7 separate regions of the Mus musculus genome follow, and regions 1, 2, 3, 5, 6 and 7 are each linked to region 4. The links are chromatin loops, found by intact Hi-C in ENCODE. Cell type or tissue: heart. All regions are shown on one strand.

Evidence for each region. A loop is a pair of places that touch in the nucleus more often than their neighbours do. Peaks named below come from ENCODE experiments on the same cell type or tissue, not always from the same donor. Only the 100,000 strongest peaks of a DNase experiment are listed, where the experiment ranks them.
Region 1: it touches region 4 in a loop (2.7-fold over the local background); 11 of 42 quality-filtered maps call a loop at or near these places.
Region 2: a loop joins it to region 4, with 3 times the contacts of the local background. A loop is called at or near these places in 14 of 42 quality-filtered maps.
Region 3: it touches region 4 in a loop (2.5-fold over the local background); 10 of 42 quality-filtered maps call a loop at or near these places.
Region 5: it touches region 4 in a loop (2.6-fold over the local background); 9 of 42 quality-filtered maps call a loop at or near these places.
Region 6: a loop joins it to region 4, with 3 times the contacts of the local background. A loop is called at or near these places in 10 of 42 quality-filtered maps.
Region 7: it touches region 4 in a loop (4-fold over the local background); 14 of 42 quality-filtered maps call a loop at or near these places.

What each region holds. Positions count from the first base shown.
Region 1 is chr12:73,767,803-73,771,802 of GRCm38, reverse strand. All of the region lies in intron 12 of Prkch (protein kinase C, eta), which reads right to left. Among named protein-coding and RNA genes, the nearest start is that of Gm34189, 12 kb to the left of the region's middle. In heart, no CTCF peak of the experiment used is centred here; DNase peaks (open chromatin) are centred at 2,082 and 2,872; H3K27ac peaks cover 478 bases.
Region 2 is chr12:73,920,927-73,924,926 of GRCm38, reverse strand. The region is part of intron 1 of Hif1a (hypoxia inducible factor 1, alpha subunit); the gene reads right to left. Among named protein-coding and RNA genes, the nearest start is that of Hif1a, 15 kb to the right of the region's middle. In heart, no CTCF peak of the experiment used is centred here; no DNase peak of the experiment used is centred here.
Region 3 is chr12:73,788,685-73,792,684 of GRCm38, reverse strand. No RefSeq gene overlaps it. Among named protein-coding and RNA genes, the nearest start is that of Gm8075, 5.0 kb to the left of the region's middle. In heart, no CTCF peak of the experiment used is centred here; DNase peaks (open chromatin) are centred at 1,804 and 3,572; H3K4me3 peaks cover 535 bases; H3K27ac peaks cover 3,607 bases.
Region 4 is chr12:73,707,446-73,711,445 of GRCm38, reverse strand. All of the region lies in intron 9 of Prkch (protein kinase C, eta), which reads right to left. Among named protein-coding and RNA genes, the nearest start is that of Gm34189, 73 kb to the left of the region's middle. In heart, a CTCF peak has its summit at 2,359 (motif pointing left); a DNase peak (open chromatin) is centred at 2,345; H3K27ac peaks cover 1,799 bases.
Region 5 is chr12:73,778,158-73,782,157 of GRCm38, reverse strand. Prkch (protein kinase C, eta) reads right to left here. Exons shown (of 14, transcript NM_008856.4): 14 at 3,973-4,000. It overlaps Gm34189 (a long non-coding RNA gene), which reads left to right. Exons shown (of 3, transcript XR_003950198.1): 1 at 1-257; 2 at 717-755. Among named protein-coding and RNA genes, the nearest start is that of Gm34189, 2.0 kb to the left of the region's middle. In heart, a CTCF peak has its summit at 2,441; DNase peaks (open chromatin) are centred at 547, 2,217 and 2,677; H3K27ac peaks cover 2,928 bases.
Region 6 is chr12:73,937,682-73,941,681 of GRCm38, reverse strand. It overlaps Hif1a (hypoxia inducible factor 1, alpha subunit), which reads right to left. Exons shown (of 15, transcript NM_010431.2): 8 at 3,882-4,000; 9 at 1,933-2,153; 10 at 1,051-1,334. All of the region lies in intron 1 of Gm15283 (a long non-coding RNA gene), which reads left to right. Among named protein-coding and RNA genes, the nearest start is that of Gm15283, 13 kb to the left of the region's middle. In heart, no CTCF peak of the experiment used is centred here; a DNase peak (open chromatin) is centred at 1,941.
Region 7 is chr12:73,929,615-73,933,614 of GRCm38, reverse strand. Hif1a (hypoxia inducible factor 1, alpha subunit) reads right to left here. Exons shown (of 15, transcript NM_010431.2): 5 at 2,846-2,958; 6 at 1,139-1,341. Among named protein-coding and RNA genes, the nearest start is that of Gm15283, 21 kb to the left of the region's middle. In heart, a CTCF peak has its summit at 2,169 (motif pointing left); no DNase peak of the experiment used is centred here.

The DNA of each region.
Region 1 (4,000 bases), 60 kb before region 4:
GAAGACAATCATGCCTGTCCCATCGTTAGTACACACACTCGGATACATATGAGCACCTGGGGTACCAACAGAAGGACATATAGTCGGGACAGCTGCCACATGAAGATGGCAGGGCAAGTGTGTGGACAGTGAGCCTGACCTACCCAATGTGTGTGAGGAGGCAGGAAGAGTGGCCACAGTACCATGAATAAGTAAGAAATTGGGGAAGGGAGCACAGTCAGATGGGAGTGGGGAGCACGGTCAGAGGCTGAGACAGCTGAAATGACAGGCAAGTTCAGAAACTACAGTGCTGTAATGAAGAGGAAGGGAGAGTTGGAAACAAGTGCCAGAAGGTTTTAAAGAATAAACAAGTCTAGGGCTAAGTGAACTGGTAGAGTCTAAGATCAGAGCATCTTCCCAGGCTGTCTGATGGAGCTGTGCAAGGGAGTACCAGAGTCAGGTCTTCCAGCATGAACGGCAGCATCAACAGTAGTAGCCAGGGCAACAAATACAAAAACAAGTATTCCTTAAGATTATGCAAAAAGTCAGAATCAAAATGGAGTCACTTGTGTCAAACCTTAACAAAGCTGGGAGATTGTGAAGGAGGGGAGGCATGCATGGACATCTGATGACAAGAACTGTGACAGAAGACTCTGCTAGAAGCACATCTCTTTGCACACAGGCCACACAGCCTTACACAGAAAACACTTCTGCAAGGCTGTCTGCCCAACAAGTGCTTCTAGTTTTGTTAACATCTTTGCTATTGATTATAAAGCCTGGGGTTGCGGTTTATGTAATGCTCCTCATTTGGCCTTCAAGAATTCCCCCTTAGTGTCACCCTCCCACAATATGTTCATGGTTTACATATTGGCATGCATAACATCACTGCCATGCCAGATCCTGACTAAGCATATGAATCTTTGGAGAACCTCTGTTTATTGTTTGGTTTAATTAAGGGTTTTAACATCTTGCCAAATCTGGATGATTGACATGCTCAGTTTTGTATCTGAGATATAAAGCACCCACACAGAGACAACTAAGCCTGTTTCCATGGGGTGCAGGCTGGGGTCAGATCTCTCAGTGATATGTGGGGGTAAAGGGTGGAAGCTGGGAAGGCAGGCAAGAAAATAATTTTTAATTATTTATCATTTAGAAATAATAAATAATTCATTTAACTTATTCATTTAAATGCAGAATTACCTGAAGGCCACGTTTGGATATGGGATACCTTCAACACTAAGTTTTTACTCCTTCAGAGGAGTGGCCTGGGTTTGATCAATGATGGACATGGGATTCCCATGTGGCCATGGCATCCCCGGGTGATTTTATATATATGGCTACCCCCTATTGTCTCATGTGGGGCCGGCATTACTTGTCAACTTTCATGGCTTCTGGAATAGAGGAAGAAGAAATTTCTACCTGGGCATGATGACTCGTGCCAATAATTCCTAGCACTCAGGAGGCCTAGGCAGGAGGACAGTCCCAAGTTTGAGGCTAACCTGGGCTACCAAATACCAATAAGGCTCTGAGAGAGAGAGAGTGGGGGGAAGGTATATGTATGTGTGTGTGTGGAATCTAAGGACAGGAGACGGAAACTAGACACAAAGAAGCCAGAAGCTCTAGAGGGCTGACTGTGAAGACAGGAACCACTGTAAGGAGGAGGTAATGGGGTGGCACTATGGGATAAGACTTTGGGGGGGGGGGAGTGGATCATAGCCCCTATGTAACTACTCTCTCCAAACATGCAGAGCTGGAGAGTTAAGAAGATGCTATCAGTCCTGGGTCTACCATGGGTCACAGCACACATTCTGCAGGAGGCAGAGCTGGAGGCTGGAGGGGTTGCTATCCTGGCCTGCAAACAGTTTTCACTGGAAACCCTGGTCCTCTGCTGCGACAGCCCGAATGCTTTTTGCAGAATATGTCCTCAATTTGTCCATGTCTCTAATGGACTCAAATGTTAACTCAAGTGAACAGTCCACATCTAAGGTCATTCTTAAAATATACCTTACCTCCACTGACCTCTCTGACGAAGGTCCAAACGGGAAAGCTTGCCAAGAAGGCAAAGCATGTGGCTGCGGGAGACTCTCTGATCAGGCACATCTACCGAAGGAAGTAGATGGTTCATAGGGCCAACAAAAGCACTTGACAAGCTGGGGAGAGGAAGGGAGGGGCCTAGGAGACCTGGTTGCATCCCAAATGTGAGTCTCACTACAGAGGGAGAGCAGGAAGGAGACAGGTGGGTGGCTCAGACCCACCCTGCATCCCCCCCCCTCCAAGGAAAGCTGATGTAGAGGAAAGCTGAAGGAACCAGAAGCCCACCTGGCTCTGAGACTGGGAGGCTCCCAGGCCATCGACAAATCCACAGGGAGGGTGGCACCATAGTGAGGTGTACTGGATGATGCTGGCCAGGTTTGATAAGGCATGTCCCGAGAGAACACCCACAGGGCAGGAAGGGTACTGGCAGCAGGCTGAATACATACACGTATGTGGAGGTGTGAGTGTGCAGCTCTTCTACACGACAGAGCTTAAACTCCCCTGTATGATGACGAGTCCCGAGACAACAGGATCCACTTTGAAATCTAAGCAGTGTCAAGAATTATTCATCCTCTTTCAAAATGCCGGACTTCTTAGGAAGAAGACTAGTTATATAAACGGAGCAATTAGACAATAAGGTTTTCTCCCAGGAGTCAGAAAACACTGTGCCTTCTGGTTAATAGTTGGATCTGGCTGTTGGGCAAACAGAATGACCTTCTCCTTTCATTTCATTTCAGACTTTAAACAAAAGGCAGACAGACTTGGCAGCTCTTGCTGCCAGGCCAGAAAGGAAGGAAATCGAGCCACAAGACTCTCCTATCAGTATTCCAGGGAGCCACTCCAAAATGGGACGAAGGCATCTCATGGCTCTAGAGAGAGTTCTAGGGAAGGAAGACAGAGAAAGAACACAGGATTCAAAACAGAGGCTGGCTCTCTGCTGCGATGGCCAACCTCATTATGGTCGCATAGCCTGAAGGCCACCCAGAGGCTGACAAAATGTGCCCTGTGTGTGTACACTGCAGGCACATGCCTTCTGCTTCTGGCCCTAGAAGAGTCTGACCCAGTTGGGAAGTATGGCTGCCAACTTTGTCATTTCACTTCCCTTCATGGTGGTGAAGCAGCATGGGGACATACAATGTGGAATGACCTGTGCCCAAACCACTCTCCACCCCAGAGCTGTGGTCACAGAGGAACAGGCTGTGTGTGCGAGTTTGCAGACGAGGAGGCAGGAGAGAGGATAGACACTAAGGTGACCTGGTGTTGATGTTAGTTTTGCACAGGACAAGGCAGAGGCAGATGTCTGCCTGAGATGACGCTGATGACAATCCACAGAGAAGGATGAGAGGCAGAAGGATGGAGAGGCCACAGAATGGACTCTCAGAATGTCTCTGGGGAAGCCGGCTCCAGCGCTTAAAGAGTAGGCTTTCACGCTGGCTGCAGATGCTGCTATAGAATACTGGGTGAGCCAGAAGGGAGTCACTCTGGCTTGCTCACATTGGACCAGTTTTACTAGCAAGACTGGGACTAGCAATTCACAGATATATGGTGAAGGACAGCCCTGCCAGGTGTCCATACTTGTTTAGGTAAGGGCAGCTGCAGGAGGGGAGAGCATGGAGAAAAGAAAGCAGAGTTGCTGCATTGCTATTGCTTAGAGAGTGGCAGACATTTTTATACAGGCATACTAGCATGTTTACTACACCTGGCAATGAGTTAAATGCTTCAAGTTCATAACACCATAACCCCTAGAACACCTGTAGTTATTATCCCTATCTTATGGATTATTGTAGAGGAAATCTCTTATATACCGAATGGCTGCATCACTTGTCAATTAAAAACAAACAAACAACAAGCTTGTGGTCTATAGGAAAGGGTAGAATAGAAGGTGGGACATCTGGTGGGCAGAAGGATTCTGGGATAAGAGTCAGGCCTGGGAGGAGTTACCAGGGTACACGGTGGAGGACAGAAGCAGGGGACTGAGCGAAGGTAA
Region 2 (4,000 bases), 210 kb before region 4:
TATAAATGAATCCGTATATTCTTAATATCCTACAATAAAAAATAGAGGCCATATGAGAGTACCTTAATGCCAACAGTTTGAAATTTTTTAAGTACATTAAAACTGCTTTCTTTTCCTCACTATTTTCAATTTGAACTTTGTAATGAAATAGTTTTGAAACTCATTTCATTTATATAATACTCTGAAAGGGAGGTAAGAGAGAGAGCAGAGATCTGCTGGGTTACAATGAACACTTTATATACACACACACACACATTTTGACAGGGTTTTACTATATATCTCTGGCTGGCTTGGAACTTGCTATGTAGTCCAGACATGCCTTGAACTCACAGAGCTCCATCTGCCTGTTTCCAAAGTCTGGGATTAAAAATATGAACTGTCACACCAGGCACATTTTTCTACTTTTAAATTTTTGTGCAGTGGTGGCTGTGGGAAGCAGCACACTATTTAAATGATTGCTATATCATCTTCCTTATTTTGTTTGCACTAATTTTTACTTCTTTACTTTATAAAGCAAAACTAAAGAAAAAAGGCTAAGGCTTTCTTTTTAAACACAAAGCAGTTCAGACTTCCTTAAGATAATAAACACAATTAATTAAAACATACTCTCAAAAGAAGTGTATCCTGAGACAGGTTTCTAAGTAAGGGGTCTGTTGTTCTAACACTGAAAAATATCCCTTCTAAGATTTTTAGCTTTCATAGGAAAACAAAAAGAGTTTACCAAATTTTTGATTTGTATTTTACAGCACATTTGAGGAGATTTAAAAAAAAAAATACCACTAGGCCTAGAAAGATAGCTCAGTGGTTAAGAGACAGCATTGCTCTTGCAGAGGACCTGAGTTTGGTTGTCAGTACCCATGGCAGGCAGCTCACAATGCTTTAACTAGTACAGGATATCTGATGTTCCTAACCACCAAGCATCTCACCAAAAAGGAGGTTTACAGACAAAAGGAGAGAGCATAGATACTGAAACAGTTTGTGAAAGAGGGCCAATGTATAAGAAGTTTCCTGGCTTAATCATTTCCACACTCTGCTTTTTGATTTGTTTTCTCAGAGACAAGGTCCTGCTGTGTTGACCAGGCTGGCTTCAAACTCTAGGACATCCTGCCTCAGCTCTTTAATGCTGAAAGACACACACATACAATACTTAAGTCGTTCACTATTTTGTTCTTAGATAATGTGATAAGGAAAAAGTACAAATTACAATGTTAAATTATTCAATCAACCGTGCGTGTGTGTTGAGCGCATACATGAGAAGGTCACAGGATAATACTGGTGTTCTCATCTATCACTCTCCTGAGACAGGGTCTCTTACTGAACTGGGAGATCTTCCTATCTCTACCTCACAGTATTGGGATTGCAGGCACGTGCAGCCATACGAGGCTTTTAAAGTAGATGCTAGGATTTGAACTGAGGCCCTCATGCCTCCACAGGCGTGTTATTCACTAAGCTATTTCCTTAGTCTACTGAATCAAAAATCTTATTATAAATATAACTCCTCAACCTAGCCCAGAATGATTAGATTAACTTTGTTTTCTACAATCTTTTCCAAAAAAGTGTTTTTAGTTTTCAGTAAATCGATTCCATATCAATTTTTCACTTTAAAAGGGGGTAGAGGTTACTCTTAAACAATATTAAATATTTTATATTTGTTATTAAGAGTACTTTTACTGGGGCTGGAGAGATTGCTCAGTGGTTAAGAGCACTGACTGCTCTTCCAGAGTTCAATTCCCAGCAACCATCTCTAATAGGATCTGATGTTCTGTTCTTGTGTATCTGAAGAGAGTGACAGTGTACTCACAATATAAGATAAATAAATCTTTGAAAAAAAAAAAGAGTACTTTTATTATTAATAGGCTCTTTTCATCTGTTAATAAGACTAGAATATCTCAACCTAATATCATTTAATAAGAGAAAAACCACAAACTGGAAAAGCCAGAAAAAAATTGATATTTTAATATAGGTACAAATTGTAGTTTTGGGACTATAATCTAAAGTACCTCCTAAAGTCTAATTGATAAACTTAAAAATGAACTTTTAGCTGGGGATGATGGTGTATACCTTTAATTACACACTCTCAAGGCCGGCAAGTGGATCTCTGGGAGTTTGAGGCATAGCAAGTACTAGGTCAGCCAAGGGTTCACAGTGAGACCCTGTCTCAAATACAAAGAGGACTCCTGACTGAGTTTATTTTCCTCCTCTACCACCATCACCATCATCATCACCACTACCACCACCACCACCAAGGAAAAGAAATAAAGGAGGCTAGAAAGATAGTTCAGCAGTTAAGAGCTGTACTTTCAGAGGACACTAGATCTGATCCTATACTCAAATCTAGCTTCAGGGGATCAGACGCTTCAGGCCCCTGCACTTACATATAGACACACACATACACATACACACACACATACACACACACACACACATACACACACACACACACACACAAAATAACAAAAATAAATCTTAAGAAGGAAGAGTGAGACATTTTAGAATACTTCTTTAGTTACATCAATGTGAAGGTAGAAGAATCACTTTGAGTTCAAGAGGTGTCGAGCCAGCCAGGTGACATAGTGAGACCCTTTCTGAAAAATAAAGAGAACTAACCTAACCTTTTACATCTTTCTAGAAAGACTAGAAACTTAGTAATATAAGTTTAAGATCTTGAAATTTCTGTATTATTTTAAACTAATCTCATCAACTATTTAAACGAGAAAAAAATAAGTGGTTATATATGCCTAACATCAATCACTGACTAGACTTCCAGTACTGGAAACCGAAAGGTAAGGTCTAGATATCTTTTTAAAGAATTTCTCAGGGGATTGTGGAATATATTAAAATTTGGTATCTTGGGCTAGTGAGATGGCTCAGCGGTTAAGATCACTAGCTGCTCCTTGCAGAAGTCCCAGAGTTCAAGTACCAACACTCTAGTTCAAAGGGATCCAATAACTTCTTCTGGCCTCCATGAGCAACACATGCATGTGGTACTCACACATATACAAGGCAAAATACCTATATACATAAAATAAAAATAAATCCTAAAAAAATTTGGTGTCTTTCACATTATTATAAAAACCATAAACATTTTCTATTTACTTAGCAAAATACCTTATGATATACCAAGGATAAAAGATTCATTGAGTGATTCAATAACCGTAGATCAAGAAACATTTTATGTCATTATTTAGTAATAATCTAAAACCAAAAATAATCTAGCAAATCAAATTTCAACAAGGATAAAACTAAAGAGGTGATTATTAAGCCATAGAAACTAGCAGAGAACCATCAGTAGGTTTTATAACAAATTTTACAAACATAGAACAGTAATTTTTGAAAAATGACAAAAACATTTTTGATTATAGCAACTAAATATACTATAAAATACTAGGTAGTGTGAGCTATAATTGATGAAAATAAACTATAAAAACACTCAACAAAAACAATAATACATGAGTAGGATTCAAAGACAGTCAAAAGGATAATTTTTTTGCTTCCCCCCACCCCCTAATTTTCTGTAACTCATGTTGTGTGTTGGTGGGGATGGAAGCGAGGGCTTTACACATAAAGAAGTTTTTAAAATAATTAGATCACCTTTAAATACCTTCATGAATCTATAACTATCAGAGTTAAGAATCACTGGTCCATCAGTACTGGTTGTGTTAATGGCTTCCCCCCAAATCATAGTAACTACTCCCACCGAACAGTGGGAGTTCAGAGATGCTATTCTCCCCTCCTCCCAATGTTTCAATTCCTGGTTGGCTGAATCTATAGATGTGTGCCCAAGGTTACAAAGGGTTAACTACAACATCCCCTCTACCCCCCACACCCCCCATACCCCTCCGCCACATTAGTCATCCTTCTGTATTCTAAGGATGCTCCCCAAAGCTCCTCCCACCTCCACATTCTAGATACCAATATCTGCAGAAGTTCCTGTCTCATATAAAATGGTAATATCTAGATGATTTACACTATTTATGTGTTAAAATACTCATGTTTAACT
Region 3 (4,000 bases), 81 kb before region 4:
CCAAACTGATTAAGTATTTTCAGATGAGAATGAGCTGAGCCATGGACCAGTACTGTGAACACACACACACACACACACACACACACACACACACACACACACACACATTCAGGCAGTATCTGATCTGGAGGAGCCCAGCCCAGATCAACCTGTGTAGTTGAGCATAATCAGCAAGGAGAACAATTAGGCAGCCTGAGCTACATGAAGCCTTCAGACTAGGGCTAACCAACCTCGGAGGCTTAACAATGTTTTTTAGACTGCTCCCCTCATAGAGTAGGAAGCAAAGAGCCCATGAGGCAAGTGACTTGTCCCTCTGATTTCCTGGCTCAGTTAGTGGAGCTTAGGAGAAAGTCAAGATTCTGTCAAGTCCACAGCCTGACTGGGAGAAGGGGTTTCTCAAACTTTAGCTGCCAACCCAATTGCTTGGCGGGGTAGGCAAACACAGATTGGCTGGTCCCAGTCGGGAGACACCACCTGAGTAGGTTGGAATGGAGTCTGACAGTTTACATGTCTAATGTTTCTAGGTATGGCTGATGAGGGATGCCGGGTGGGCCACATCTCAACAACCAAAAGTGGATGAGGATGTGTAGTGAGCACAGGCAGGCTGGGGAGAGGAAAAGGTTAAGGGCAGTGGTTCTCAACCTTCCTAACTCTGTGACCCTTTAATACAGTTCCTCCTGCCGTGATGAGCCCCAGCCATAAAAGTATCTTTACTGATACTTCATATCTGTCATTTTGCTACTCTTAAGAATCATAATATCTGTGTTTTCTGGTGGTCTTAGGTGACCCCTGCAAAAGGATCGGTCGACCCCAAAGGGGTCACAATCCACAGGTTGAGAACAGCTGGTTAAGGAGACACTGGTGTCGTCTTTTCAGGGGTTCTCTGTCTCCTCAAATCTGTGCTTGCCTACCCCGCCAAGCAATTGGGTTGGCATCTAAGGTTTGAGAAACCCCCTCTCCCAGTCAGGCTGTGGACTTGACAGAATCCCGACTTTCTCCTAAGCTCCACGAGCTGAGCCAGGAAATCAGAGGGAGACTCGGGAAGGCAGCGGCATCGTCTCTGCGCATGCACCCCTGCCAAGTCACTTGCCTCATGGGCTCTTTGCTTCCTACTCTATGAGGGGAGCAGTCTGAAAAACTTTTAAGCCTCCGAGGTTTGTTCCATCTCTCTCCTCAGACCTTGGACTTCTTAGATGTTTCCTCATAACATATATAAAACGTGGGCTCTGGCCCATAACCGAGGCCAAAGTTAGCGCTTGCAGGGACTTCTTTGGAGTTGGCATTATGAGGAAGTCAGAGTCAGTCCCTCAGCTCGCACTCTTTGTCTTTATGTCCCCTGTTCAGACTGCAGCAGGACAGGTAGAGCAGACCAGCAGTTCCAGGGGAGCACAAACGGCTGCCTCATCACGAGATTAACCTACAAGCTCCTCAGATCTTTCTGGCTCTGCAGGTACAGGGTGGAGTCGCAGTGAACCAAGCGCCGACGTTGCCGTCCCATCCGTGGAGATTTCCACCTACTTTTACTGTTTTGAACTCCAGACAAGAGAGTTACCAGCCACATGATTTTCTATACTAAAAGCTGGAAAATATTTCCAAGAGCCCCAGGTAGAGCCTGGGGCCTAGAGGCCCCTCCTCCCCAGCCCTTATCTACTCCCTTGTGTACTTAGAATATCTGCAAGGAGTCCTCTCTGCATCCCTTCCAGTAAAGCCTGTACGTGGCTGGCACAGGGAACTCTCCCTGGAGAGGAGATGGGTGAGGCGGTGGACACACTTCCTGAAGCCACAAGAAAGAGGAGGCTGCTGATTCATCAGCAGCTGCTTCCTGGACTTACAATGCCGGGCTGCACTGAAGAGTATTTTTCCAAGGTGATGTGAGCTGTTACAACATTCCTGCTGGTCCCCATCGGCCCTTCCTGTAAGTCAAACCAGAAAGTTGCCCAAACCAGCATTCCTGAGCAGCTGAGCACAGGATTCCAGACACAATGTTCCCAGCATGCCTTTAGATCCCTCTTGGAAGCAGGAGTTCATCTCTTTCTGAGCCTCTGCATGTCATCAGCCAGGGCCAGGGGGTTGTTGGGCAGGCCACAAGAGTCATAAGGAAGCGGTATGTGGCATTAAGTCAGCTGGGAAACACAGGCTTTCGCAGATTCCCCTAACAGGAGGGTTGGCTGAGAAAGGAGCAAGCCCCACGTGTCACTAAGATGCTTTTTATGTTCCTACTCTGCCTTGACTCTTGACTGACACAGAAAGCTGCTGTGACCTATACCTGACCTTCTCGGAGCTATGGCACTGGTTTGGAAGTGCCTGTGTTTTATCTAGGTATCTGTGTGTCTCCGTGCAGAGAGTATGCTGTCTCTGTAGGATAGTGGTTTTCATTTAGAATGGAAAACCTCATGGAAGACAGTGAGAAATGTGCAGGGGAGCAAGGACAAATGCCAGATTTTTCCCGTTCAATGATGCCCTACCCCATAAAAAATGAACATTGAAAAAAAAAAACAGACTCATAAAAGCAGTTCTAAGATGCTTTTGTTTTTGAGACATGGTCTCAAGTAGCCCAGGTTAGCCTTGAGCTGACTATGTGGTCAAAGATGCTCTTGAACTTCTGACCATCCTGCCTCCACTCCTGCAGGGCTGGGATTCTAGGCATGCATTTTAACAGCCAGTTTTATACAGTGCTAGGGATCGAACCCAAGGTCTTTGTTCATGCTAGACAAGTAGGCTACACCACAGTTCCTGGTTCTAGGTACATTATTATTTCCTAGCAAAATAAAAAGCTAATGGGAGTGGAGGATTCTGGGAATAAAGCAAGAGATAGGGGCCTGCTCTTAGACACATTACTTGGACTCTACACTACTCTACTATAAAGTGGAAAATGACCTCTTTCATCTCTCTTTCTCCTCTCTCTCTCCCTCTCCTTCTTTCCCTCCCTCCCTCTCCTGTCCTTGATTGATGCTTTTGGTATCTTCAGCCAGAGAAATCCTAAGCTAAGAGGCCCTACTTTGGGAGATGTCAAGAAGACTCATTGGGTAAAGGTGCTTGTTTTCAATCCTGAAGACCTGAGTTCGATACTGTTGTCCACATGGTATAAGGAGACAACAGATCCCTGAAAGATGCCCTCTGACTTTTACACCCGAGGGAGATATGGTATACACACACACACACTTTTTTTTTTTAAAAAAAGAAATGAAACTTCTAAAAAACACCCTACTTATAAAATTAATTCCTTAGTCATGCTAAAAGAATAACTGAAATTTGTAATGAGAGTTAGAGGTTTACAAGTCGTTCTATTTTTCTCTTCACAGTCTTATCAGGTGGGTGATAATATCCCTACTCCCCAGACATTAAGCACTGTTGGTCTCAAGCGTTTTGTAGAAGAGACATTCGATCTATTGTACCACTTAACTGATGAGGGTGAAGGTTGGGAACAGTGCAGGGTGAATGCCCAGTAAGGTTTTATACCCATGTCTCCTGGCCCCCAAGTTCACAGTCTTTATAGCCCATAGCGTGCACTTGGCAGCTGCTGCTGGCAGTCCCTGAAATCAAGGCCATCTCCAGAAGCACATCCTGGGAATTCCAGCTGGGTGCTAACACTCTGAGAAGGCAGTGAGCCAGAAGGGAGGTTTGTTGAGCCCGTGACTCTGCAGAGCTTATCCACAGCACATGGTGCTCCTCACAGGGCCTGGTCTGGTGCTTTAATGGGGTGCAAGATAAACAGAGAAGCCCCCTTAGGCCATGTCTTATCTTGAGGAGGGTGGTAAAAACTTTAACTCTCTCCTCCCCACCCTTTACTTCCGGGCCATTTCTTCAATGCTTCATCCAAGACTTCATTCCAAACAGCTGTGTATCTGACCTCTGAGAACGCTTCCCCTTTAAATGTAATTGTGTTGAGAATTGCATCTGTAAGCATTATATTTACATCATCCTACCTACCTTTCCCTCTCCTCCTGGCAACTCTTCCCATGTACGTGCACACACACATACCTACCTCACTGAGTCCATT
Region 4 (4,000 bases):
CCAACCTCCCAGGTACTACCTGCAGGCACTGCAAAAACTACAGTGTTAGTTGGTTGGGGACTGAAGTTCTGCAGAAAGCCCAGCACATGGATTGGAGCTTCCACAGGATCCGGAACTTAGTACATGAGTTCAATTTCTCACTGTCACTTCATGAGTGCCAGTCTTCCTTTAGAACAAGAAGAAGGACAGGGATTTCACCAGACTCCCCCCTTTTCAGCTAAAACAGCAGAAGTCTTGGTACTTGAACTTGAAAGGGCAGAGGATTGGCAACTTGACCTACTGTAGTGAACAACCTGTAACTATGCAATCACCAGCTCCAACACTACCAGTCACTGTGAGCACACATGACTAAGGCTAACCCTGGTGAAGACTGGGGACTTCAAAGGAAATGACACCCGGTGCCACAAAACATCTGTCCAGATGTAAAAGTATAGGGGCTGCTTACCCTCCAGAATGTCAGGGGTGGTGACAGCTGTAAACAAGCCAATTATAGTTAAACAACCTCGAGGACAACGGTTTTAACTCTAGACACACCTAGTAGCCTGTGGACCAATCGAGACACGGGGGAAGAGAAACAGTTTCACCTTCTGACTCCCCCACCCACCCAACCCCATTCATAATCAAGACCATGTGACCCAGTAGCCCAAGAGATCAGAAACCCAAATCCTGTGCCTGGAGATGGTCCTCTGAACACCATCCCCAGGGATTGTCGGTTGAGGAAGTAAGCTCACACAACTTGGTCCAGACATCTGAATTTCACCCGTGGACCTATGTCCATAGCTACCAGCCTGAGAGAAAGATGGAGCATGCTGACAGGTTGGAAGCAAACAGAGCTGGAGAACACCAATGCCATGTTCTAGTTTGTTTTCTATTTCCATCTGAGCCAAAGGCAAACGAGAACAAATGACCCAGAAGCAGACCACATGGCATGAGAAGTAGTCATTGCTCAAGGAAAGGAAGAAACCTAGTTCCAGAGAGAGCAGAGGAAAATATCCTTGGGTGTTTCAGAAAAGGCCAGAAAACACATATGGTACACAAGAACAATTCTTTCTAACAACCCCTTTCTTTTCAGATGTATATACTGCACAGAGGGGAGATTGCTTGCTACAGTGTAACAGGCATGGCATAGAACGGCATAACCCAGGCAAGAAGCCACATACTTTCAGGTAGCCCCTTGCTGTGTGATCCAGGATAGATTGTTTAACCTCTCTGGAGCTCAGCTGTGCAAACTGTTCCAAGGAGGATGCAAACATCTTCACCTTCTGGGATTGTTTGGAGTACTGCAAGACATTTTGCCCAACAGGTATTTATCAGATAGCAGTGTGCACTTTCTGGGGCAGCAAGAACGAGTAAAGCATCCAGAGTGCACTTCAGTGAACTTCCAGCTTCTGCACCTGCCCATCCTGCAGAACGGACACATTCAGACTCCAACAATGATCAACCAGGCACACTGATGCTAGCAGAGGCCTCTGCAGACAGACCATCATCTCCTTTGTCTTCTCCTCTTCTCTCCTAGCCTGTAGCCTTGGGGGGTCTCTTCTCCTTGACCAGGATGGCAGAGTATCAGAGCACAGGGAGATGATGGCATGATGGGAGCTGAGTGTGCCTCCTTCCCAATCCAGCTGATGGTAGCACCTCAGGATGCACTTGGGACTGGCTCAGTAAATTGTGGACTGTGGGCTGTGGCTAATCTGCCCCTGCCCTGTGTATGCAGCTCCCTCCCCACAAGGGACTCCTTCTAGAGGCTCTTTACTCACTAGGGAGAAAGGCAGTCTTTTCTTTTCTCTTCTTTTCTTTTCTTTTCTTTTCTTTTCTTTTCTTTTCTTTTCTTTTCTTTTCTTTCCTTTCCTTTTCCTTTCCTCTTTCTCTTTCTTTCTTCTCTCTCTCTCTCTCTCTCTCTCTCTCTCTCTCTCTCTCTCTCTCTCTCTCTCTCTCTCTCTCTTTCTTTCTTTCTTTTTGGACTGGAGATGCCTAACTAGGCAAACTAGGAAATAAAGAACTTCTTAAAGACACCAAGTGCTAGGAAAGCCAGAGCCCAAACTTTAACTCAAGGTTCCCTTGTTATTACCTGCCCCAAAGGGGGGTGGAATAATAACCCCTTTCTCACCTCTACATATTCTGCTTTACTAATAACTAATATGACAACAATGGAGAGGAAAATACAGAGGAAGCAACGCTCTCTTGCCCTTGTGTTACCAAGTCACTTCCCTGACATCCTTAGCGTCTGCTGAGAGCGTCCTGTGCCTGTGTGCACAGATTCTGAACAATCTCGCCTTCTGCAATTGGGGCTGGGCTTTGCTGCTACTCCTCCGCCAGCTAGGAGCAGCAGATCCCTCTGGCCTGTCTCGAGCTCCATCTTCAGGACTGACCCAGGAAGTCTAGCAGCCCAGGCTCTGAGGAAACCTACAGCAAGGGGCCGGTCCTGTCCTTCCTGTCCCTGGGAGCCTCTGTGGTCTACAGCCATTAGAGAAGCAGAGGTAAACAGAGTTGAATTCCTAAGGAGTGAGGAGGGACCTCGGTACAGCCCTCTTCTAGGTTTTGGACACAGGATGTCCTGTATTTTTGAAGCAGAAGGCCTGCTCAGATAAACTGGGTCTCTGAACAAAGACTGGGGCATCTGACCAATATTGACTTTGCTGCTTCCCCCAACCCCTTCCTGGGAGGCTGCTTTCTGTCTTTGCTCCTTTCTCCCTCCTCCAGCCTCTCCCTCTGGCTGGCCTCTTACCCCACCTATCTGCCTCTCTGAAGCTCAGTTTTCTCTGCCTGGCCTCAGCTGAAAGCTCTTCTTACTCAAGCGGGAAGCCTGTGGAAGAAAGGCGGTGGGCCTCCATTCCAGGCCATAAATGCCAATAGGCTGACAGCCCCAATGAAGATGAAAGGACCCGGAAGCAAAGTCAGCTTCAAAGCACCGAGGACAACAGCATGTGCTAGATTTGTGACACGGGTCCCTTGTAACCAAGTGTTCCTTGGCTAAAAAATGCCTTATTCTCACTAGCTCTGTTGTTTAAAACAACAAAACAAAACATGCATTTGAAAACTGTGTACCAACCCAGCAACTCCGCCACTCAGCTACTGTCCTGATGAGATTTTTATCATCATTTCTGGCTGGTGCCTTTGTAGGGAATGGAGAGCCACTTTGCTGTCTTGGCCAGAACTTGATATGGATACAAACCACTCATCTTTGTAAGTACTGTATCCTTTCCTGGAACCTTCTAGTTCTACGGTTTCTTAAAAGTGCTGGGTGTGAGGGAGTGTTTTATTATTTCCATGTTTCTCTGAACTACAGACAAAGCAAAGATAATAACCGAGTCTATCTTATGGAGCGACAACATGCCATTAGTCATGCATGCTAGGTGCTGATGACAATGTCTGATATCCAATACTTTTGAATTTTTTTAAGTGACCTAGTGGATCTGGAACTCCTGGACTCTACCTCTCATAGCCTGTCTGAGACTCCAGGTCTGAGCCATCACATCTGGAAGAACACCCACTTCAATTAGTACATTAAGTGTTTTCCCTTTGCTGAAAGCTCAGGTCATTTCAACTTAACTCAGATGATAAGAAAATAAATAACTCCAAAATCTAAAACAAAGAAAAAGATCTAAATAGATATTTCTCAAAACAAGAAGTATAAGTGGCCAATAGATACATTTAAGAGAAATGATGGCCACTAACCATCAGAGAAATGCAAACTGAAGCCACCCCAAGGTGGCTTTTCCCTGCTGGAGCTGCTATTAAAAGGATGAAAGGAATTGAGCTCCAGCAACACAGGAAGGAAAGAAGGCCCATCCATCCGTGTGCACAGACACTGGGCCTGTGAGTCCGTCAACCACCGCCCAAATCCAAATGGAGACGCCTCAAAAGTTAAAATGGAATATGCGTATGATCCAACCAACAGTTCCACAAGCTCGGTTTATATCCAAGAAGTCTGAAGTCAGAAGCAAGATGATTGAAAAGAGAACTGCACGCCCTGTTCACGGCAACATTATCATCGTATGGC
Region 5 (4,000 bases), 71 kb before region 4:
GTTGCAACTTCATAATTGTAATTTTGCTACTGTTATGAATTGTAATGTAAACATCTAATCTTCAGGATATCTTATATGTGACCTCTGTCAAAAGGCTGTTTGACACCCCCCCCCCGAAAGAGGTTGTGACCCACAAGTTGAGAACTGCAGCCATAGAGGAAGGGCAAGCACCCTGGAGTCCTTTCTCTTCTGGCAACAGCTCTGCTTGCATCTGCTACTGAGGGAGCCTGCCATTCCTTCTTCCCTTTTGCGCATGGGTAAGCATGAGAAATAGGAAAGGCAGCTGGATAAGGGGTGCTGGTGAGTACATGGCTATGGGAATGAGTGATCTGAGTGTGTCTAAAAAAGAATCTTGAGACCGAGAGAGCACAGGGTGCATGTGGAGATGAGATAAGGCATAAAGATTGCCCAGAGGTGGACAAAGAGCAAATCTGACTGGGATTTCAATGGATGACAGGGACGTTATCAGTAAGGGTAGAGAGGCCCATTGAGCACAGCCACCCACTTATTCTTAGCCAGCAGAGCACAAGGCTGGAAAACCTTGAGAGCTCATTCAGGGTATTTTTGGCACTGTCCGGTCAAATGACTGCTAGACTGTCCCTGGTTTCTAAATTTGAAATGTCTCTATAAAGATTCTCACTTCTGGCAACCCACTTGAACACGTCCACACTTGGTCCTAACACAACCTTCCCTTTGTCTCACCCAAATTCTTCTAGCTGCGGCTCAAGCCACTGGAAGAATGAAGCCTCTGTCAGGTAATAACCGCCTTGGTGGCATAAGACAGACAACTGTGGGGATCTGGAAGAGCTATGACATGTGGCAGGGGACATCTAGGGCTGTCTTTTCAGAAGAATCTACAGGCCTGTGGAGGCTCTTTTTACCACAATACATCTCCAGAGAGCTTGCTTTAAAGAGAAGAGGGTAGAGGCTCTGCCATGGCTTCAGGTCCTTGGACATGGCAGGAGTTACTGAATATCTTGGGTATCTTGGCTTCTGGTGGCACAGCATGCTGCATGTGCCCAGTCAGTGCCCAGGATGGGTGTGGCCCTCATGCTAATTGGTCAGAAGTGAACTAAATGAATCTTGTAGCTAAACCTAAAAGGACGACAGAATTCCTATCATGTTGGAGAGAAAAGCCAATTAGGAAGACCATGGGCAATTCTTGGCCTGGTTGTTTTAGATTGAGCTGTATTTTACACTTAAAACTCATCCATATTTGGCATCTGGGCTTGACTCAAAACTCCCCAGAAGGTTTAGTCAACTGAGGAGGCTCTGGGGCCAAGCAGAAGAGTTGAATCCTCTTAAGTTGGTGCTGGCTCAACATCTGTATGAGATGGGCATGAAGTATGTGGGGGTCTGTCCTGCCCACTGTCTGATGGACATTCCAAGCTCCACAGTGCAGCTGGTAGTAACAATAGCTAACACAGAGCACATCCAGTGTCCTTGTACTAACTAGATGCTTTCCATCTGCCCCTGAGGCAGTAACACAAGGCAGGCAGCCACTGTCATTTGTGTCATTTGTACTTCACTGACAAGAACACTAAAACTGAGGAACAATTTCCTCTGCTTAAGAACACTGGGTGAGTGTGGGCTCACCCCATATGTGTGTACCCCACTAAGCATGCTCTCTCAACTTGGGGGCCTCTTACCTCACACGGCTGAGAGAAGTGGCTCTCTTAGATAGTCTATGTTGGGGCAGGAGCCCATAGGGCGATAACAGAGGCAGACATACATGGGAAAGGTGGCTGACTTTTATGAGCTCCAGAGGAACCTTCAGAATAAGCACACAAATGATTTTAAGTCATTTTTGATTGGAAAACTGGCTCTGAAAGCCAAGTGTGGGGGAGAAGATAGGGGGAGACAGGAGAAGAGAAAGACAACTGACCAGGACTAGGGGTGGGATGGATATAGGATGAAGCCCAGGGGCACCCTCAGCTTTGGTTTGAATCCAATACAGGGAGAAAGGAAGACAACGGAGTTCTGTTCACAGCTGTGCTCTGGTTTGTTCCCGCCAACCTGCAACCCAGCCCAGAGGAACCTGTGACCACAGGGCTCATTTCCAGGAGAACCTGTGACGAGCAGGCTCATTTCCTGAAATGTCTGACTTGGATCAGACTCTTATCTTCAGATGATATGAAAGGAAGAATTATATGACCCAGTGTGCCCACAAAGCCAGGGCATCACGGCCTCTGTTTGCTGTAAGTCAACACTGCCAGATGAAGCAATCCGGATAGCCAAGACTAAATAAGGGGAAAGGTCTTGGCTGCTGCCTTGGGAAATGGTGAAGGATAAATGTGTGCCTGGAATATTGAAGTCACTGCACACCCAATGAAAACCAACACGTGGCAGACACAGTGTTTCCTGCTCTTCTCCTTGCAGGCAAGTCACACGGGATTTGTGGCTATAAATGTGCAGCTGCCACCACCAGCTGCCTGGTGGCTGTACACACCTACCTGCTTCTCGCTGCAGCTGTGGCTTTTGCTCCAGCCCCAGTCAGTGAGAAGGAGGCTTGGAGTTACCAAAAGACAGACAGACCTCCGGGAGGAGGAGAGGATTGTAAACTCCTAAGGCTCAGAGGTTAGCCCAGGGGATTCGAGTGGAGTTTATGGGACCCAGTGTGACCCAGACTATTTCCTCTTTCTCTCCTTTTCTGGACAATGAGGAAACTGAAGTCACTATTGCGTCACCTGGGTCTGCCCCAGTTCCCTGAATCAGGCGAGAAGCACCGCCCTTGATTGCAGATTGAGCCATCTCCCCATCAGATCTACAGTTCTGCACAGGGGCAAGGATGACAGGGCTGAGGATGACTAAGGCCTTCCTGCAGACTGGCAGCTTATTTCCTGCTCCTGTGAACCCCAGACTACACCCTTTTAACTGCTCTCAGAACCCCACAAAGGTTAGGGAAATGGGATTGATTTTAAATGGAAAGCCTTATGCATTTGGGCTAAAAGCAAGGATTCTGGAAATAAAATGGCTTGGGTCCTATCTTGGCCCTAATGCTTTTGTTGTGTGACTTGTGTGGACAAGCTATTTAAAAAAAAAAAAAAACACTCCGCGCTCCAGTTTCTCCATCTGTATAATGAAAATGGGAGTACACAATTCATAGGAGCATTGAATAAGTAAATATGCTTGAAATTTGTACGACTGATTTTAAAACAAGCATAATGATCAAGAATCCCCAAGTCAGAAAGAGTTCCAATCTTTCCCAGCAGACTGCAGGGTTAGAATGTAAAGCTTCAGGCTGTATATCTAGGTCCACCCCTTAACAAGATCAAGACTTTTGCAAACCAATAACCTCAAGCTCTTGCAGGATGTAAGATGTACTGTATTTACTCCTGCCTGCTACCCAGACATGGCATCACAAGCTACTGACCTGTGCCAGACAAATCTTCAGGAAGGCCGATAGCTTTCCTATTAATGCAGAAATATCGTTTTCACCCTGGAATGCCCAAAAGAACTGATGATGGAGACTGTGGTACTGCTCAGCTATCTCCTAATTCCTCTAGGCCACTGGTATCTTTAGGGATGCCCCAATCTGGCCAATCAAATGGCAAGAGAGGTTGCAAATGTTCCTCTGAGGAGGTGGTTAAGAAGCAAACGAGGACCTCCTCCATCTTTTCTTCTTGCTCTGTGGACCTTAGGAATTCTACTTTCTTGATGGCACAGGTAGAAGATAGAGAGGGCCATGGGCATGTACTGTATGTGAAGGATAAGTGGATGTTTTGAAGAGCTACTAAGATTCCCAGGATCAGCCTGCTACAGCAATACCCAGAAGTCACTGCACTGATTCAGAGCAGACATGAATGAATGAGACTGACCACACCCTCCTCAGGGATACAAAATGTTCTGCCAGTACCTTCTCTCAGGAGTTTGCCTACAGTCCTGAGTTCTAATAACTGTGAAAAGCTTTTTACTTTGATTAGAAACCTATCCTCTGAGTCAGGGAGAGGACAAATCACTCTTCTCACAAAATTTCCTTTTGCTACAAAAATGCCTTTAT
Region 6 (4,000 bases), 230 kb before region 4:
GTTAAGAAGTTTCAGACACACAAATATTACATAGAGTTTTAGCTAACTAAAAATTACAATGAAAAAATGTGTTTAGTTGATGTGGTGGTGCACATCTCTAATCCCAGCACTCGCTCAAGAAGCACAGGCATTAGAATCTCTCTAAGTTTGAGGCCAGCCTGGTCTGCAGAGTGAGTGCCAGGCCTAAAAGGGTGACATAGCAAAACCCTGTCTCAAAAATAAAATAAAATAAAATAGAACCAAAATAAGACCAGCCACAAATGTTGTCTACCCTCACCCCAGATTTTTTTATTCTACATAATAACATTCACCAAACAATTCAGTTCTAACTTTTTTGTTTTGTTTTGTTTTTTTGGAGATAGGGTTTCTCTGTGTAGCCCTGGCTGTCCTGGAACTCACTCTGTAGACCAGGCTGGCCTCGAACACAGAAATCCGCCTGCCTCTGCCTCCCGAGTGCTGGGATTAAAGGCGTGCGCCACCATGCCCGGCACCAAACAATTCAGATCCCACAATGGTACATAATCATCCAATTAATTAGATGATATTTTCACCATAATCTTAAAATGCCTATTCTACTGGATATTTTAGAGGATACTCTATTGTGCTAGGAGTTCAAGAATTTCAGTAATGAATATGGTAGCTAGACTGAGCATAAAACTTTACTTTTCTTCATTTTTCACTACATTTACTTTATAAAATCAGTGACAAAATGAATCACACACTTTTGTGCTGGGCAAAGCATCAGAGAAAAGAATACATTCTCAACCTTGGTTTTGAGATTCCATACTGTTTAACTTACACTTGGCAGCTTTAATCCCTAACAGTTTAATGGAGAATCAATACTTATTTGTGCTTCACTAACTTAAGATCTAAGCTGTTCTGCTCCTAAGTACAGTCTTAATAGTAGAAAGTTCAGAGATGGAATTGCTCTGTATTTGGAAACAGCGTTTTTGACACTTTCTGCCCTGGTCCAACCTAGATATGATGAGTTTTGAGTTCTATCAATTTCAGGCATTTATTCCTAACCTTTTCTTAGATCATGGTACCAACCTCAGGTGAACTTTGTCTAGTGCTTCCATCAGAAGGACTTGCTGGCTGATCTTGAATCTGGGGCATGGTAAAAGAAAGTCCCAGTGACTCTGGACTTGATTCTAATTTTAATGCAACCTCTTGATTCAGTGCAGGATCAGCACTACTTCGAAGTGGCTTTGGAGTTTCCGATGAAGGTAAAGGAGACATTGCCAGGTTTATATTTAATTTTTCATTAGAAGAGGGAAACATTACATCATTATATAATGGAACATCTTCAAGTTGTTGATCTTCAGTTTCTGTGTCTGCAGAGGAAAGCGTTTGTCAATCAAGAGGACATCAGGATTTTAACATTCATAGATGATTTTCTGATTTTTAGAAGAGTTGTGATTCAATCAGTTTCTTTACTTGAAAGTTTATAGATATTATACAATGACCACTAAGTAAGTGTAAGTTATCTGTTATAGTCCACCACTGATAGGAGTAATACATATACCTTCAACCTTTTTATATATATCTTAATTTGAAGTAACAATTTTCATTTTTCATGTTTGCTTTGATGGTACAGTTGCTTTGTACAATGCCTTTAACATTTACCCAACTACATGTACTGCAATTTAACTCTACTGAATGGTGCAGTGAGGTGGCTGAGAGGAAATTAACACGGCATCAAGAAATACCTTCAGGATACTCTGAGCTACAATTCCCAAAAAAAACATAAAAATAAAAGCAGGAAGGCTGTGATATTTCAGAAACAAATATTAGACACAATACTTTTGAGGAGACTATTAAAAACAAAACATGTGAGCATCACGTGAATGGATGAGCCAAGAGCTGAGGCTGCGGAGGCATGGAGCAGCTGAGCAGGGACTGGAGTGGTGGACAGAGTAACTAAGCACTGACCATCGCTGCCAAAATCCAGAGAGATGATGGTGTCGCCGGCAGCTGGAGCCAGCAGAGTGAGAGCATCAGGCTCCTTCTTAAGCTTATCAAAAAGGCAGCTTGTATCCTCTGATTCAACTTTGGTGAACAGCTGAGTCATCTTCATATCTGAAGATTCAACTGGTTTGAGCACAGATTCTGTTTGTTGAAGGGAGAAAATCAAGTCGTGCTGAATAATACCACTGTCAAAAAAGGAGAGATTAGTATTTATAAACGAGCACTAGAAACAATGACAGTAGGGGGACTATGGAATGACCGTGTCTCTTAAAATATGATTTATATAGTAAAAGCATTTTAACACCCCTGAGATGAATAATCTTTCATGTATACTTGCAACATTTCTCCCCCACGCCCCCAGTGCTGAGGATTGAGCCCTAAGCAAGTGTTGTACTATTGAGAAATATTTATTGTTTTAAAACACCAATATGAAGATAAAAATGTAAACAAAATTTACTAACTATTCAACTTATTTAAATTGAAACAACATTGAGAAGAGAGGCGGTGACAAGAACATGTGCAGTTAAAGTGCATGAAGGACATAAGCAGGAAGGACTTCTGTGCTGATGCTACAATGAAATAGGCACAAAATAACTGTTCAGCATTAATACGCAAGGCATGGTCTATGGGTAATCTTAGATACAATAATGGCCACAGTCTTTATGAGGGGTATCATATTTTCTTGGTGGAAATAATATAGTGATGTCATTTATAGGATAGGGAAGAAGAAAGAGAAATGATGAAAAACCACTCAGCATCATGTCTGGCATCAAGGTACTCTAGATAACATATTACATATTCAATAAATGAAATGCACTAAGAGTACAAAGACAAAAGCATAAACTCTTGTCTTCAAGTAGTTTATAATTCAGTGTGAAATAGATAAGCAAACAATTTCAATATACTATGATCACTGATAAAATGAAGAAAGGATGTTTCAGAGAAAGGCTAATGAGCAAAACTTGGGATCAAGTAACAATCATGAGGAAAACAAGAAAAATAGTTTTATAGAAAGGCAAAAATCACAAAAGAACTCTTTGGCATTAAGAGGATTCTTTGCAATTAGAAGTGGTAAGGCATTAAGTTTGATCCTAGCACTAAAAATTTCCCCCTGAAAGAAACAACAAAAACTAAAAGTTTTAAGACCCCAAAAATGGCCAAAGTAGGGTAACCTGGGTTTGGTGGCATCTATGAAAGTTGTGCTGGAGACTTCTGGGCAGCCCTGCAATCCCACACAGTAGGTAGGCTGTGAATTCAAGGCTGGACTGATCTACAGTGAGTTCCAGGCCAGCAAAGCCTATCCAGTGAGGCAGGGTAAAGAGCATGGAACATAAGAAAATGAGCTAACCACAGTAGAGAGCTCTGCCTGGCAAGCAGATTAGAATGTTTCGGTAATGAAGAGGAACTGAACTAAAATAACTTATAGAGTTCATAAACATAAAATAAAGTCCCGGGTCATATGACACAGCCTGTCACAAAGGCGGTCATTTAAACTTCATTAGAATCTTTTTGGCCTCAAGAAACTGAACTAGGAAAATTGATCCACAGACTGATAAATAAATGATATTATTTTGTGGGATCAATGACACAGTTGGCTTCAGAAGGTAGGTTGGGGTATAAATCATAATCCAGTAGAAAAAGAAAGGTAAAAGCAAAACTCAGTTTTTATTTATTTATTTTTCTTTTCAAGACAGGGTTCCTCTGTGTAGCTCTGGCTATCCTGAAACTTATTCTGTTGGCCAAGATGGCTTTGAACTCATGGAGATCTACCTGTCTCTGCCTCCTCCTCCCAAGTGCTGCGATTAAAGGTGTGCGCTACCCCTGCTAGGTAATTTTATCTCTTCTTAATAAAGGCACAGTAAATCCAAAGAGTTACCACTTTTCCTCACAAAAGTGTCTCCTCCCAAGCTTACCTTACAACATAATTCACACACACAATGCACTGTGGCTGGGAGTTCTTCGTATTATATATGACAGTTGCTTGAGTTTCAACCCAGACATATCCACCTCTTTTGGCAAGCATCCTGTACTG
Region 7 (4,000 bases), 220 kb before region 4:
TTCCCACTTACAGTACTACAAGAAGCAACTGATGTATTTCTAAGAGAAGGGCACAATCTGATCCTCACCTTGGGAAGCCCCCTTTGGATACAGTGGACGTACAAGTAAAAAGGTACAAATCCGTTGGTAGAAATGCAGCTTAGGAGTTTATGGTAACAATTCAGGCCAAAGGGAATGAAATAAAGAATTTAATGACAGGAGCACAAGGTAGATAGAACGATGGGAGAGACAGTGCATTTATTTTATTTTATATTTTGGTTTTTCGAGACAGGGTTTCTCTGTGTAGCCCTGAATGTCCTGGAACTCACTTTGTAGACCATACCGGCCTCGAACTCAGAAATCCACCTGCCTCTGCCTCCCGAGTGCTGAGATTAAAGGCGTGCGCCACCACGCCCAGCTGACAGTACATTTATAATATTTACTACAAACTACTACTAAGTGTAGTATGTAGTAAAGTTACAGTCAGGTTTCAACAGTGCTGTGTCAACAACATTAGGGATCACAAGAGGTGCAGTAACTTAGGCTGTCTGGGAGCAGTAGAGTAGTTTAGTAACAGGAGTATTTATTTCATTATTAAGAAAATGGTGTAGGCAGAAACATCAAGTTGACAATTACACACAAGTAGTAACAGATTAGGGAAATGGTGACAGGAACCAAGGGTGGAGTTGATGATGCTCAAGAAGAACATGTGGGTTACAGACCAAAACTGTTGCCTACTCTACATAAACTATTTATCTTTAAAACTTACTTTCTGAATTTAAGCAAAATTCCCTCAAACAAAAGAACTTCATGACTTTTGTGTTCACTGCTTGCAGTACCACAGCAAGAAGTCAGTGCCTTTTGCATGTAGGACAAGTGATCCACCTCTGACTTGGAAATTACCCTCCTCCTGTCTCAGTCTCCTCATAGCTAAGATTACAGGAGGATGCCACTAGATGTAGTCAAGAATTTCATCTTAATAGATTTTGTATAATAGCTAAATACAGTATTTATAGTATAAAAGCTAATCTTACATTTTTGGGTTCTAGGATGCATCTTCATATTTAGCTTCATGGACATATCAATTAAGTTTTTATTATAGTGATATGAAAAGGCTACAAAAAATCTAAATTTTAAAAATATAAAATAGTTCATTTACCTTTCATCACAGTAAGAAAATTTCATATCGAGGCTGTGTCGACTGAGAAATGTCTTGCTATCTAAAGGAATTTCAATATTTGACGGATGAGGAATGGGTTCACAAATCAGCACCAAGCACGTCATGGGTGGTTTCTTGTACCCACACTGAGGTTGGTTACTGTTGGTATCATAGACATGAATATGGCCCGTGCAGTGAAGCACCTGAATATGAGTAAGAAAATAAAGTTACCTTTTTAAAATAGAAAGAGGTAAGGGGAGCTGGAAAGATGGCATAGCAGTTAAGACATTATGAGATAATGAGGTATTCTAAAACAAAACAAAACAAAACAAAACAACCCCACAACATTGTGAAGGTAGGGTGCTAGAGATGAGACAGTGGTTAAGCTTACTGACTGCTTTTCCCAGAGGACCTAGATCTGATTCCTAGCACTCACAAGGCAGCTTACAACCATTTGTAACCCTATTTCCAGAGGATCTGACACCTTCTCATTTCTTCAGGCACCAGGCATGCATGCCCTGATATACATGGAGGCAAAACATTCATGCACATAAAATAGAAACTAGGGATCACTTATAATCCAGAATATGGATCAAATGCCTTCTTTTGGCCTCTGTAAACACATGGTATGCTTACATGCAACCAACTAAAACACTAAAACACACACGTGCACACACACACACACACACACACACAATGAAAAATATTTAAGTCTTGTATTAAGTCTAGACTATCTTTCCTTCTTCACTAATCTGGTCATTATAGTTGATTTTGCTCTGGTGACTATGGTTCAACACTGAACAAAAAAAGGAAACTGAGATAGAAAATTATACTTATATTAGGATTTAAATACTAGTTGGCAAAGCCAACTGATAAGTTAGCTTAGTATAGAAATATTGTGGGCTGGAGAGATGGCTCAGTGGGTAAGAGCACCGACTGCTCTTCCAAAGGTCGTTGAGTTCAATTTCCAGCAACCACATGGTGGCTCACAACCACCCGTAATGAGATCTGACGCCCTCTACTGGTGCATTTGGAGACAGCTACAGTGTACTCACATATAAATAAATAAATAAATGTATGTATATATTTTTTTAAAAAAAAGAAATATCGTATTTCCAATAATTTGTGTTTATATATCTCAAACTGTCAGATTATTATACTGTCTTTAATGGAGATTACATATACTGAATATAAATGCAAATATGCAAAAGGGAATAATTATACTTTTCCCTCGTAAGTCTATTTTGAAATTGATTTTTATTTTATGTGGGTAAGTGCTCTATCTGCATGTATGTGTGTGCACTGTGTGTGTACCTGGTGCCTGATGAGGTCAGGAGAGGATACTGGATGATTTCCTGGAACTGGAGTTACAGGTGACAGTGAACTGACACATGGGTGCTGAGCACCAAAGCCAGGTACTTGGCAAGCAAGTGCTCTTAATTACTAAGCACTTTCTCCATTCCCCTCATAACTCTAAGCAAAACTCTTTTGTTTGTTTTGTTTTCTGAGGTAAGGCTTGTGTTCCCCTGGCTGGCCTGGAACTTGCTGTGAGGACAAGGCTGCCTTCAAATCTGTAGCAGATGATCTTCTGCTTCCCAAGTGCTAGGGTCAGCTGACTTTCAGCACTCCTAGTGAAAGCTCTTGATACTAGCATGTATGTGTATAGGTTTATTTATCTATAATCAAGTGCACGCTCAGCTTGCGTACCTTCCACGTTGCTGACTTGATGTTCATCGTCCTCCCCCGGCTTGTTAGGGTGCACTTCATTCTGAGAAAAAAGCTCCGCTGTGTGTTTAGTTCTTTCCCTTTTCTCACTGGGCCTAACGAAAGCAAGAAACCGAGTTTTAAGTCACAGCTAAACATAGAAATTTGTTAGGATGAGAGCATCAAAGCAAGGCTCTCAGCATTAACACAACCATGATTTGCTCCCTCTTCACCTACTCCAGCATGTCAGTAGGTCTGACAGCTCCATCCAGGGAGAGTGTGTGTAAGACGGCAGTGACTCCCTGGACTGTGGGAGGAGAGTCCACACTTCACAGGATTAATTATTCATCTGTGCTGGTGAGTTTGGTCCAAGTAAAGAAAATAAGAAAATGGTGTAAGTGTACCCTATAAATGTCTGTCAGTATACAAGTATGTCCCCTTCAAAAGAACTTGTGTAAATACTTCATGTCTTTTACCAACTGTGATAACTCAATTTTGAATAAGCAGCAACGTGTTTACAGAACTTTAAAAATGCCAACTTACCTTTTGTAAGTAAATAGCATCTGAGTATGAAAGCCAGACAGAATGTTCTATCAGAAGTTACAGAAATCAGCCATGATGGTACATACCAATACTCTCAGCACTAGGGAGGCTGAAGGAGGAGGATGGAGATGGCCGACCTGAGCTACATATGAGACCTGTTTACAATTTAAAGTCACAGGAATAGGGACTGGGAATGTAGCTCAATGGACGAGGACTCCCTTAGTACATACATGTAGGCCTGGCTTTGACACCCAGAACAACAACAAAAAAGCCACAGAAATAAAGCAGAGGAAAATCAATTCACGTCTAATTTAATCTTAATGTCAAACCTCATAACTAAAAAATTAGATTACATTTAGATGACTCTGAAACAACATCTTGATTTCCTTTTTTATTGCTTAGTCTGGTTCAAAACAAATGTTTTACTTATTTGAAATGCTCAGAGAAAGTGGATTAGATAGATATAGAACTTCTTTTTTGAGGCAATGACATTTTCTAAAATGGCTGAGTGTAATGGTACATGCCTCTAATCCCAGCATTTGGGAGGCAGAGGTAGGTAGCCCTCTATGAGTTCAAGAACAACTTGGTCTACTTGGAGTCCTAAGCCAGCCAGGG